Linked DNA regions of Homo sapiens: region 1 is linked to region 2. Evidence: chromatin loops called from intact Hi-C (ENCODE). Cell type or tissue: heart left ventricle. All regions are shown on one strand.

Region 1 (4,000 bases), 210 kb after region 2:
TTTCTGTCTTTTTTTTTTTTTTTGAGGCGGAGTCTCGGTCACCCAGACTGGAGTGTAGTGGCATGATCTCAGCTCACTGCCGCCTTCGCCTCTTGGGTTCAAGCAATTCTTCTGCCTCAGCCTCCTGAGCAGCTGGGACTACAGATGTGCACCACCATGCCCGGCTAATTTTTGTATTTTTAGTAGAGATGGGGTTTCACCATGTTGGCCAGGCTGGTCTGGAACTCCTGACCTCAAGTAATCTGCCCACCTCTGCCTCCCAAAGTGCTGGGGATTACAGGCATGAACTGCCACACCTGGCCTAACGTTTCTTGAAGTACAGGCCTACTGGTGATTAATTCTTTCAGCTTTTGTATATCTGAAAACATCTTCATTTTACTTTAATTTTTAAAAGACATGTTAGTTGTGCATAGAACTAGCGGTTGATACTTTCTTTTCCCTTCTCCCAGTACTGTAAAAATGTTTCACAGTCTTTGCAATTGCATTTTTTAAGTAAGAAAATTAGGTATCATTCTAATCTTTAACCTCTGTATATAACCTGTCATTTTTCCCCTGGATGCTCTTAAGAATTTCTTTTATCACTAGTATTGAGCAATTTTTTTATGATCTGCATTGGTGTACTTTTCTTTATGTTTCTTGTGCTTAGGGTTCTTTGAGCCTTTAGATTTGTGGTTTTATAGCTTTCATCAAATTTAGAAAATGTTTTATCCTCATAGGACTATTCTGATTCTCCTCAGCTAGTAATTTCTTTACCTAATGGACCCATTTACAAAATACACTCCAGGTCCTATAAATTTTTTTTAATAGGTCATATAAAAGTTACTACCAGGAATCTGATGTTTATAGTGACAGAATCAAGTCTCGACACTTGGAAAAGAACATTGTCTGTTTTCTCTTGTAAACTCTGGGATTGCTGAGGTTTTCAAGGAAGCCAGGTACTAAACCACTCTGCTGTTACAGTCACTGTTCTTCTTTTTGGCTTTCCTACCTCCTGAGATTCTTGGCAGATGAAGGATAAGTGCTTCATAAGCCTGAAATGGTGGCCCTTCTGGGTCCTGTGGTAATCATCTGAGCACGTACTTTTCATTTCTGAGTTAGTACGGAGATTCCTGAAGTTCTGTCTACATCTTTCCAATGTTGGATTTATACCCAACATGTAGGAATATAAAATTTAGTGCTAAGATGATAGGTGTTCACTTTGTTCCAATCCTGTAATTTGCTGTGGTGACATACAAGGGAAAGAGAAGAGCCTTAAATATTTGCCTGCTAGCTATCAAGTAGGGGGGATTATACTCTTAATCTCATTTACATTTTCTTGTAGCTATAGCAAAGTTTGACAGGCAATCGTCATATCCCCCAAATTATATTAGTGTGCCAGTTACAGGTCTGTGACTCCTAAGTATTATTTTTAATACTTAGGAGTATTTTAATACTCCTAAGATTATATTTAAAAAACATAATCTCACCAGTACATTTTTATTCCTTCCTTTTTAATAAACCAGCTTTGACAGATGAAAAGGAATCTGTGCTGTAGCTCAGATTTCTCATGTTAGGCATATTTTAGCCGTAAACTTAATTATCGCAGGAATTTTCAAATGACTCCAACTTTTTCTGCACTTGGTATCAGAGGATACCAAGTCCTGTTTTTGAGCTGATAAAATCCTCCTTCTGAAAGCATTTGTTTATTATATTACTGCTTCACATGAGCTGAGCTCTATCCTGACCCCGTGTTAAGTGTCTGTGGTAGATTTCATTACATCCATATACTGGAAGTCCTGCCAATACACTGGCAGCAAAATCCTAGTGGAAAATAAATGGCAATAAAAAAGAGAAATGATAGCCTGTGTGAGTGGTGAGGAGCACAGCTTTATTGAGACTGGACAACCCCAGAGTAGTGACTTGGCATGCAGACATGAGCTTAAGAGAGTGTGAGTGAAAGCTGATATTGGAATAACGACTCTGTGGCACAGACATGGGAATAATTTAATTAATTGCACTGAAATTTCTTTGATGAATAGTTATGTGGTGATAAGCATGAGGTCGAACAGCAGAATGAGTCTCAGCTTTTTAATGGGCCAGCACAGCTGCGGTTTTGGATGCCTTCCCACTTTATTTCTGCCTGCAGCTCTCCACCGCTTTATTCATCCACATCTCAGCTAGGAGCACCACTCGCGGGGCCCCCTCTCCATGTCGGCAGAGCTGAGGGGCAAGTACATTTGGCCATGGGAAGCAGGCTGGTGACTGCTTTGAAATGAAAACCAGATCAAACGAAAATTGTAGGATGGTGTCCTTATGATGCCTGCACCTCCCCTCCTCCCCAAATCTCTAGGATGCTTTTACAGAGTCTTTGCTGCTACGTTGTATAAAGATTTTAATAAAAATTTCTTGTCCCTGGAGAAACAGGCATGTCTTTGTTGTCAGAGAGCTAGAGGGAAATGAGCAATGCAGCCCAGCTGGAGTACCAGCATTAATCCCATGATTCGTAGCCCGTATTTTCAGACAGATCAATTACTTATGGCTGTAACCAATCTCTCATCGTTTTCTTGCTGTGCAGGGCTCCATTTCCAGACTCGGCAGCTGACATAACCTTCCAACTTGATAGGACTTCAGCTGCAAATCTCTTCAGGTCTGCTGCCTCCATTCATCGTGGTTATACAAATGAGTTGTTAAATAAAAATCAAAAGTAAAAAATTATGGGTGGTAATCTCTGCCTGGCTCAGTAATACCCATGGGCCTAGGCAACATTTTCAGTTGGATTTTTAAAAAACAAGATGGATGATTCACTTGTCTGACTTCCTTCACTTTTATGGACAGGCTTTGCATGAGAGAAAAGCCATCTCTAGAGGGAAGAAATTATCCACAGTGGATACATTTCTTATCAATTTATAAGTTGAAAGATTAACTTAGAAGTGGAGAGAAAGGAGATTATGAGGAGACACGAAGGACATGTACAGGTGAGCTGTGTCTAATGCATTTCACACTGAGTGAGTCACCCCTTTTCAGCTGCTAGGCTGCCTGGGCTTAAGGCCAGGAGATTCTGTATCAAAAAGAAATGACCCTTGCTAACACAGAGGTGTCATGGAACATGTAAGCTGTTTATAGAGTATGTCACTGTGTGAATGTAGAACTTGTGTGAAGGATCTAAACCCAATAACCTTTGAAGAATTTACCCAGAATTTATTTAGTGTTTTCAAGTTATAACTACTCCTTGTGTGTATTGAACCCTTCACAGCTATGTCAGGCCAGCTAAGCCTTCCTGGAAGAGGTACTTAGGGGCCAGATAAAGCAAATTGGAGAATCTCTTTGTGATTTGACTCACTTTAGATGCACAGATGCTCATCTGTTAGGAAAGCATGTATTGACTCTCTTTGTGCCCTTTTCTTTCATTGTCACTCCATCATTTCCATCTCTTCAATGAATAGTCCTTTGAGGACTTTCCCATTTTCCCTATAATAACCAACTACGAAAATTTGCAGGAAGCAAAAAGGAAAATGTGGACATCTAGAGAATATAAATGGTTTTATGTTTAATCTAGGGGGAATTATGTATGTATTTATATATATTTGTGTATGCGCCCTGCATGCTTGTTGCATTTTGCTGTATGCTTTAGAAACCTTTGCCTACATGGAACCCATTAGTAGTGTCCTGGGACAGGTATTCATGAACTCTGTTAACAATTAAGGAAGTAAGTTCCTGCTGCTACAGGCTGACAGCCACAGTTTCCCCTTGGGCTTGTATGGCTTTGGATTGATTCTAAAGAAGCAAAGGAAACATACAGAACATACTTGTTTGATTTGAAAGTTAAAAACCGGTCTGTGTCTGTTTTCTTCTCCCTTTTCACTCTAGCCCTTCTTAGGCATCCCAATGCGAGTAGTAAAACATAAATCATGCAATATCATAAGATACTGCTACAGCTCTTGCCCTGCCCTGGATTTGTTTTTTTGTGCATCTGAATTTTATTATGATCCATAAAGCAGTATGGAAATGGCTCATTGGTAGG
Region 2 (4,000 bases):
TGAGACAATACTAAACTGTAATTTAAAATTTCCTTCCAACAAAAGACCCTAATCTTGGCACTTAGAAATAAATCTGTAATGACGTGGTGTTAGGCAGTGGAAGCAGGATTAGAGCCAAGGGACTCTGGGTGTGTTGCCAGTTGCTGATTTTCTCACTTTGGAAAGTCACTTGTTTACCCAGCCTTAGTTTCCTCATGTATAAAATAAAACTGATGGTGCCTGCTTAGAGAGCTATTAGAGAATTCAATGAGGTGATTATTTTAAAAGATACTGTAAACTTTTTCCAATGCTGAGTTGTTGTGCAGACATTAATGGTTATGAAAAAGATAAATTAGTCCTCGCTTTATATTCAGAAATGGTCTGACCTTTCAGTAAATTATGTTTAGTTCTTAAATCAAAACCCAGTTAGGACAAGAGAGCTTGAAGAGTACGTATACATAAGAGAAGTCTCACAGAGATATTTGAAAGGCTGGAAAATGTGCTCTGGAGGCAAACCCTCCACTGAATTGATGAATTCTAAGTTACATCTGTTGATATTTTTTGTGTGCTAAATAGCCTCCCAGTATGGTAACATTAGAGAGGCTGAAGGAACCTAAGAGGAGGACCCTACATTTATAGGTATTGAGGTAGATTGGTCTCTGCCCTTGAGAAGCCAATCAAAATTAGGTTGAGAAAGGATGTAGCAATTGTTCGTGGAATACTAATAGGCATATATGCACTTGTTCATGTTGATTCTCTATGTCACTGCTCTGTAAGAGAAGGAATGCCTGCACATCTTCAATAGGAAGTTGACAACAGTTTCTGGAAAGTTGGAAGAAAGTTACAGAATTATTCCTTTAGTAGTAATTATTCCATAGTTCTCTAGAAACATGACAAAACCTCTTGAAAAACTTGAGTCATAAAAGGACTGCCTCACATATATACACACACTTCCTGATATGCTGTGTAAAACTGCGTTTATATTCAGAGCCACATAACACAAATTTTGCCAGAAGTTGCTTTTTATACCACTGAATAGCTCTAAACTTTAAATTGTCTTTCATAAAATTGTTTCTTGTCTGCTGAGTGGACAGAATGTCTCTCTCTTCCCCACCCTTCATATCATTTTGTTTTCCTAAATGGGCCACTCTGTGAAGTAGTTCTTTACTTCTAGCCACCACCCCTGCCTCTAGAACAATGCAACCAACCTTAACCAAAGTCACATATCAAGAGTTCTCTGCTGCCTGTTAATGCAGATTTGACTTCTTTGTGTGTGTGTGTGTGTGTGTGTGTGTGTGTGTGTGTGTGTGTGTGTCAGGGTCTCATTCTGTCACCGAGGCTAGAATGCATTGGTGTGATCATGGCTCACTGCAGGCTCAGTCAGTCCTCCTGCCTCAGCCTCCTGAGTAGCTGGGACTACAGGCATACGCCACCACACCCAGCTAATTTAAAAAATATTTTTCTGGAGACTGGGTCTCACTCTGTTGCCCAGGCTGGTCTTGAACTCCTGGGCTTAAGCCAGTCCACCTGCCTTGGCCTCCCAAAGTGTTGGCATTAAAGGCATGAGCCACCGTGCATAGCCAGATTTGACATCTTAAAAGCCAGAGCTAGACATACTTATTGATTGTCTTCCTGGGGCCAGGTGCAGTGGCTCACGCCTGTAATCCCAGCACTTTGGGAAGCCGAGGCGGGTGGGTCACTTGAGGTCAGGAGTTGGAGACCAGCCTGGCCAACATGGTGAAACCCCGTCTCTACTAAAAAATACAAAAAATTAGCCGGGCATGGTGATGTATGCCTGTAATCCCAGCTACATGGGAGGCTGAGACAGGAGAATCATGTGAACCCGGGAGGTGGAGGTTGCAGTGAGCTGAGATTGTGCCATTGCACTCCAGCCTGGGTAATAGAGCAAGACTTCATCAAAAAAAAAAAAAAAAAAAAAGTAATGGAAACTCAGAGAAGGTTGCTGAAGGGAAGCTAGAAGGCCTCCTCCAGGACAGAGAAGTAATCATTTTACACTTATCACTTACGGTAACTACAATAGAATCAGTGAGCTAGTTGCTGAATACTTCTAGAGACATTGTTCACTTAAAGTGAAGGTGTGATAGTATGTGAATACCTGGGGAAGAGAAGAAAGCGAAACATTTTTAGGAAAGAAAAGGAAAGTATGTGACTTATTACTAATCAGGATCAATTTGAAGATCTGAATAGATTTTCACTGGCTAATCAGAGTTATTCTGTGGAATATCTGCAACCTCTGCAACCACTTTTGATTTTTCTGTGAATAGTGAGGTACTGAGATCCAGTAAATTATAATTTGGCCTTGATATCAAGCCATGAAAAAGATGTTTAGAACTAACATTCATTGGCCTCTTTCATTTTTTTTTCTCTTGGGGTTAATAAGGCGATTTATGTTATTTCTAGGCATCTGTTCATCCCCTCTTTAGCATATAGGGGAATAGAAATGGTTTATCCGGGATATGGATGTGGTAATGTGTCTTAGTCTGTTTTTGTGTTGCTACAAAGGAATACCTGAGGCTAGGTGCAGTGGCTCATGCCTCTAATCCCAACACTTGGGGAGGCCAAGGCGGGAGGATCGCTTGAGGCCAGAGTTAGAGACCAACCTGAGAAACATAGCAAGACCTTGTCTCTACAAAAAAGTAAAAATAAAAACAAGAAAAAGGAATACTAGATGCTAGTAATTTATAAGGAAAGGAGGTTTATTTCACTCATGGTTCTGCAGACTGTACAAGAAGAATGGTGCTGGCATCTGCTTGGCTTATGGTGGAGTTCTCATGTGGCTTCCACTCATGATGGACGGCAAAGGGGAGTCAGTGTGTGCAGAGGTCGCATGATGAGAGAGGAAACAAGAGGATGGGGGGAGGTACCAGTCTCTTTTTAACAACCAGCTCGTGTGGGAACTAACAGAGTAAGAACCTCTCTTAGTTCTATTAGAGTTCGACATGAGGGAGGGCATTAATCTATTTATGAAGGATCCAATCCCATGACCCAAATAGCTCCTCTTAGGCCCCACCTCCAACATTGGGGATATATATATATATATATATATATATATATATGTATGGTTTTTTAAATTATTATTTTTTTGGAGACAGTCTCACTCTGTCACCCAGGCTGGAGTGCAGTGGTGCGATCTCGGCTCACTGCAACTTCTACCTCCTGGGTTCAAGCGATTCTCCTGCCTCAGCCTCCCGAGTAGCTGGGACTACACCTCCACGCCTGGCTAATTTTTTGTATTTTAGTAGAGACGGGGTTTTACCATATTGCCCAGGCTGGTCTCGAACTCCTGAGCTCAGGCAATCCACCTGCCTTGGCCTCCCAAAGTGCTAGGATTACAGGCATGAGCCACCAGGCCCACCCATTGGGGATATTTCAACATGAGTTTTGGAGGGGACAAATAAACTATAACAGAAATAATTAGATAATGTGTTTGAAAGTCTTGGATGGAAGTCCGAGAGGGGAAGAGTGATGGAGTAGTACAATTCATAGCATGGCCCAACAGCTTCAGAATGAGAGGACATTCAGGGCATCCTAATTTCACAAGTTCATTCTCCTTTAAGTTTTTGTTTTTAGAAATGGGCTCTTGCTTTGTTGCCTAGGGTTCTCAAACTCCTGGGCTCAAGCAGTTGTCTAGCCTCAGTCTCCCAAGTAGCTGGGACTGCAGCCATGCACTACCAGGTCCAGTTCTAATTCATTCTTTTATAAACAGGTTACTGTGTGTCCTCTACTCTGTTCTCTGCTAGGAATTCTGGCATGATGAAGTCATAGCCATTGTCCTTATGGAGGTAATTCTGAGTATTACCAGGAAGATCCAGTTACCAATATTTTGATACACTGTAATAAGTACATTAATTCTTTTCCTATCTTTTGCATACAGTGCTTAATCAAAAAATGAATAATGGTTGTTTCAACTTACTTTACCATCAGCAGTGTGCAGTGGTTCCCATTTTTCCACACCCTCACTGACAAGTACCTCTTGTCTTTTTGATAATACCCGTCCTAA

The links. A loop is a pair of places that touch in the nucleus more often than their neighbours do. Peaks named below come from ENCODE experiments on the same cell type or tissue, not always from the same donor. Only the 100,000 strongest peaks of a DNase experiment are listed, where the experiment ranks them.
Region 1: it touches region 2 in a loop (6-fold over the local background); 1 of 110 quality-filtered maps calls a loop at or near these places.

What each region holds. Positions count from the first base shown.
Region 1 is chr7:70,090,678-70,094,677 of GRCh38, forward strand. All of the region lies in intron 2 of AUTS2 (activator of transcription and developmental regulator AUTS2), which reads left to right. Among named protein-coding and RNA genes, the nearest start is that of AUTS2, 490 kb to the left of the region's middle. In heart left ventricle, no CTCF peak of the experiment used is centred here; a DNase peak (open chromatin) is centred at 2,134; H3K4me3 peaks cover 835 bases.
Region 2 is chr7:69,885,517-69,889,516 of GRCh38, forward strand. All of the region lies in intron 1 of AUTS2 (activator of transcription and developmental regulator AUTS2), which reads left to right. Among named protein-coding and RNA genes, the nearest start is that of AUTS2, 290 kb to the left of the region's middle. In heart left ventricle, no CTCF peak of the experiment used is centred here; no DNase peak of the experiment used is centred here.